Linked DNA regions of Mus musculus: region 2 is linked to region 1. The links are chromatin loops, found by intact Hi-C in ENCODE. Cell type or tissue: left cerebral cortex. All regions are shown on one strand.

Evidence for each region. A loop is a pair of places that touch in the nucleus more often than their neighbours do. Peaks named below come from ENCODE experiments on the same cell type or tissue, not always from the same donor. Only the 100,000 strongest peaks of a DNase experiment are listed, where the experiment ranks them.
Region 2: it touches region 1 in a loop (2.6-fold over the local background); 3 of 42 quality-filtered maps call a loop at or near these places.

Annotation. Positions count from the first base shown.
Region 1 is chr8:112,060,532-112,063,031 of GRCm38, reverse strand. Gm36671 (a long non-coding RNA gene) reads right to left here and starts at 1,460. Exons shown (of 3, transcript XR_388036.3): 1 at 1,395-1,460; 2 at 1,045-1,268. It overlaps Gm22827 (a small nuclear RNA gene), which reads right to left and starts at 527; the gene lies at 421-527. In left cerebral cortex, a CTCF peak has its summit at 1,560 (motif pointing left); a DNase peak (open chromatin) is centred at 1,529.
Region 2 is chr8:112,908,547-112,911,046 of GRCm38, reverse strand. The region is part of intron 1 of Gm45904 (a long non-coding RNA gene); the gene reads left to right. Among named protein-coding and RNA genes, the nearest start is that of Gm45904, 12 kb to the left of the region's middle. In left cerebral cortex, a CTCF peak has its summit at 1,287 (motif pointing right); a DNase peak (open chromatin) is centred at 1,319.

The DNA of each region.
Region 1 (2,500 bases):
AATCACTACCCTGGTGTTCACATGTGAACACAAGGACATCTGTACCTCCTACAGTGAAGACGTGGCAGCGGAATCCCTGGAGGACTGCAGAGATAGGTCAGTGGTTAACACCACTTGCTGCTCTTTCAGAGGACCTGGGTTCAGTTCCCAGCACCTACACTAGGGAGCTAACAACCACCTATAACTCTAACCCAGGGATCCAGTGCTTTCTCCTGGTCTACATAGAGAGTTCCAGGCCAGCTAGAGTTACAAAGAAAGTCCCTGTCTAGATGGACATACAGACAAAGAATACTGTCAATAGGTGACCTAAGAATATCTCTAAATTTCTAGTGCATCATGGAAAATATTTTTAATTCTCTTTTTAATTTAATTTTTTTTTTTTTTTTTACTTATTCACTTTACATCCTACTCGCTACCCAAAAAAATATGGAGTGCCTCACGAATTTTTGTGCCATCCTTGAGCAGAGGCCATGCTAATCTTCTCTGTATTGTTCCAATTTTAGTATGTGTGCTGCCGACGCGAGTGCAATATGCTAATTCTTAAAAGCTGGAATTTGCAGCTAGAGAGATGGCTCAGGGGTTAAGAGCACTTGTTGCTCCTACTGAGAGCAGGGTTCAATTCCCAGCACCTGCATGGTGGCTCACAACCATGTCAACACCAGCTTTGGGGGATCCCTCTTTTGAACTCATTCAGATAAAATTAAATAAATGCAAATCTTTTAATAAATAAAAATGAGGAAATTAGAATTTTAGAATTTGAATTATGAATTTTCCTGTTCAAACCCAATTGAATAAGTCATATCTGTAGTTGTTTTGAAGAAAAGCTAAGTGTATTATTTGACTCTGACTCTCTCTCTCTCTCACACACACACACACACACACACACACACACACTTTTCCCAGTTTGCCTTCTGTTGCTGTGGCAAACCATGGCCAAAAGCAGATTGAGAGAGTAAAGAGTTTATTTGGCTTACATGTCTGAATCTTCCTTTTAATTTGTTTTAATTTTTATTTATGTGTGTTAATTTTTTAATTTTTATTTACCTGTGTGTCTGTGTGCAGCTGTCACGGCTGTTGAGAGCTGCAGGGTCCTCTTAACCACTGAGCCATCTCTCCAGCCTTCTGGGGGTCTCTTCAAAGCCAGGATCAGCGCTGATGTCAGCAGGGCATCAACAGGGTAGATTACGCTGTTACACTTCCCAAAGATCCGAAACCAGAGCAAACAAGGGACTGAGAGGTATTAATGTCCCACAGTGGTATTCCAAACACTTGGGAGTGAGAACAGAAGAATCCGGAGTTCAAGGTCAGCCTCAGCTTCATAGCAAGTTCAAGGTCACCCTGAGCTAGAGACTGACTCCCAAAAATAAAGGAAATAAATAGGGCAAAGTACTTACCCACTCTAAAGAAGGACAGAAGCCACAGGAAAGAGGCGCACGTGTCCTATGTGATCTTGAGTCAGAGCCCCCACCCTTCCACCCTTGAGTCTATCTCACTACTTCATTTCTTTTTGCATAAACAAAGATGATGCCTTTGTAAGTCTTTGGCGCCCTCTTTTGGACAACCTGATTATTTCAAAACTGAAATGTTTCATTTCTGAGTATGTTGTCAGCAAGTTGAAATTGGGTACACAGAGACAGATATATAGAGATGATATAGATATAGATAAAGATATACATATGTAGATTGGGAGGGCTGTTATTGACATTATTCTTACAAGAGTTTTAGACTTACAGAAAGATTAAACAGTACAAAGCCCTATCTATACCTCTCCCTCGTGTAATTTCCCCTACTGCTTATAATTCCTCTGAGGACCCAAATGTTAAAGGTAATGAAACAATGCTGAACAGCTATTATTGACTGACATTTATAGTACATATACTATAAAGCTGTATGCATCCATGGGTTGTGAAGGATTTCATGTATCCACCATTGTAGTATCATAGAGAATAGTTCCACTGCCTTAGAAATCACCTCCTTTAGTTTGGCTCAGCCCAGTAAAGGCACTTACCATCAAGCCTGGGGTCCCCAGAATGCATATAAAGGTGGAAAATTGTCCTCAGAACGACACATGTGCATCGTGGCATATGTGAACCACACATAAACATTTTCACATGCAATGATAATAAATTATTTAGATGTTTAGTCACCTGTTTCGTCTCTTGACTCTTTCTATTTCTCCAGAGTCTGGGAATCACCACTTTTTACTCACTATCTTCCTAATGTTGCCTTTCAAATTTTTACATTGTGGAATAGTGAAATACTTAAATTTATTTCACTTACACATCCACTTAAGAGACCTTCTTCATATCTTACTATAAATGGCCAATGCACATATGGAGAGGAAGTTTACTCTAAAAAGCAGTCATGGTAGTGCATGCTTTTAATCCCAGCACTCAGGAGGCAGAGGCAGGAGGATCTCTGTGAGTTCAAGGCCAGCCAAGTCTTGGGGGGGGGACAAACAGAAGAAGAGGAGAGGAGAAAAGGAGGGGGAAAAGAGAGA
Region 2 (2,500 bases), 850 kb before region 1:
GGACTCTAGAAAATCAAATAACCCCATTAAAAAATGGGGCTCAGAGCTGAACAAAGAATTCTCACCTGAGGAATACAGAATGGCTGAGAAGCACCTGAAAAAATGTTCAACATACTTAATCATCAGGGAAATGCAAATCAAAACAACCCCGAGATTCCACCTCACACCAGTCAGAATGGCTAAGATCAAAAATTCAGGTGACAGCAGATGCTGGCGAGGATGTGGAGAAAGAGGAACACTCCTCCATTGTTGGTGGGATTGCAAGCTTATACAACCACTCTGGAAATCAGTCTGGCGGTTCCTCAGAAAATTGGACATAGTACTACCGGTGGATCCCTAAATACCTCTCCTGTGCATATATCCAGAAGATGTTCCAACCAGTAAGAAGGACACCTGCTCCACTATGTTCATAGCAGCCTTATTTATAATAGCCACAAGCTGGAAAGAACCCAGATGCCCCTCAACAGAGGAATGGATACAGAAAATGTGGTACATCTACACAATGGAGTACTACTCAGCTATTAAAAAGAATGAATTTATGAAATTCCTAGCCAAATGGATGGACCTGGAGGACATCATCCTGAGTGAGGTAACACATTCACAAAGGAACTCACACAATATGTACTCACTGATAAGTGGATATTAGCCCAAAACCTAGGATATCCAAGATATAAGATACAATTTCCTAAACACATGAAACTCAAGAAAAATGAAGACTGAAGTGTGGACACTATGCCCCTCCTTAGAAGTGGGAACAAAACACCCTTGGAAGGAGGTACAGAGACAAAGTTTGGAGCTGAGATAAAAAGATGGACCGTGTAGAGACTGCCATATCCGGGGATCCATCCCATAATCAGCTTCCAAATGCTGACACCATTGCATACACTAGCAAGATTATGCTGAAAGGACCCTGATATAGCTGTCTCTTGTCAGAGTATGCCTGGGCCTAGCAAACATAGAAGTGGATGCTCACAGTCGGCTATTGGATGGATCACATGGCCCCCAATGAAGGAGCTAGAGAAAGTACCCAAGAAGCTAAAGGTATCAACAATATTTTTAAAAACATATTAAGTAAAGGTTTATGTAATGTCTAAGGTAATTGACTCCAAATTTCCATTTGTAAGTTTACAAAGATGAAATTGACGGGGTATCTGCTTGAAATATCTCTTTTCCTCTAAACATAACCAAACACATTTTCTAATTATATTTTTTAAAGATTTATTTATTTATTTATTTATTTATATCTTAAGTGTGTTTTGCCTGCATGTGTGTCTATGCACCACACACATGCAGTGCACACAGAGGCCAGAAGAGGGTGTTAGGACTCCTTGTTAGCTGTCATGTTCCCGCTGGGAGCTGAACCCTAGCAAAAGTAGCAAGTGCTTTTAACTGCTGAGCTATCTCTCCAGCTCCTCAGGTTAAAGAAACAATATGAACTAACCAGTACCCCCCCCCCCCGGAGCTCGTGGCTCTAGCTGCATATGTATCAGAAGATGGCCTAGTCGGCCATCATTGGAAAGAGAGGCCCATTGGTCTTGCAAACTTTATATGCCCCAGTATAGGGGAACACCAGGGCCAAGAAGTGGGAGTGGGTGAGTAGGGGAGTGGGGGGGGAGGGTATGGGGGACTTTTGGGATAGCATTGGAAATGTAAATGAAGAAAATACCTAATAAAAATAAATAAATAAATAAGCAAGCAAGCAAGCAAGAAATCACTGTGTAGAACAGGCTGGCCCAAAACAAAACTCACAGAGATTTCTTCCTACCTCTGTCTTTCAAGTGCTATGAAAGGTGTGCACTACCAAAAGAAAAAAAAAAAAGAAACACTATCTTACTATTATTTCTTGGTGCAGAGATACATTTTTTTCCAACAAAGACGACCTAAGAGATAAGAGGTTTATAGTAGTTCACATTTTAACCCATAGTCCATTATGGTAGGGAAGTCTCTGTAGCAGGAGCTTGAAGAAGCTGGTCATATGATATCCATAGCCAGAGAGGTCAGCTTGGTTTCTCCACTCTACTTAATTTAGATTGCATTTATAATTCATGTACCAGTGGTGTGTGGTGATGGTGGTGGTAGGGGTGGTGTGTGTGTATGTGTGGGCATGCAACACAGTCTGTGTTTGAAGCCTTTAGTTGGGACACTATCATTATCTAAGATAACTATATATCTATTTATCTATTGACTGGCTTTGTAGTTAATGTAAAATCAACCCCTCCCCACCCCCCATGTGTGGTTGTGTTTGTAGCTGCACCTGCTATACTGGGAGAGTGTGGAATGTTTGGAAGATAGGGCTTAGTGGAATTAGAAAGGAGAGAAAGGCATCTCTCTAACTCTCTCTCCCTCCCACCTTTCCCCTCCCCTCTCTCCCTCTCCTCTTTCTCTCTCTGCATGACTTCTGTCTGTCATGAAATAAAGAAAAAACACTCCTTCTCCCTACACTTCTGCCACCAGGATGTTCTTTCCAAGCGCACAGAGCCAAGCAACCACAGCTATGCCA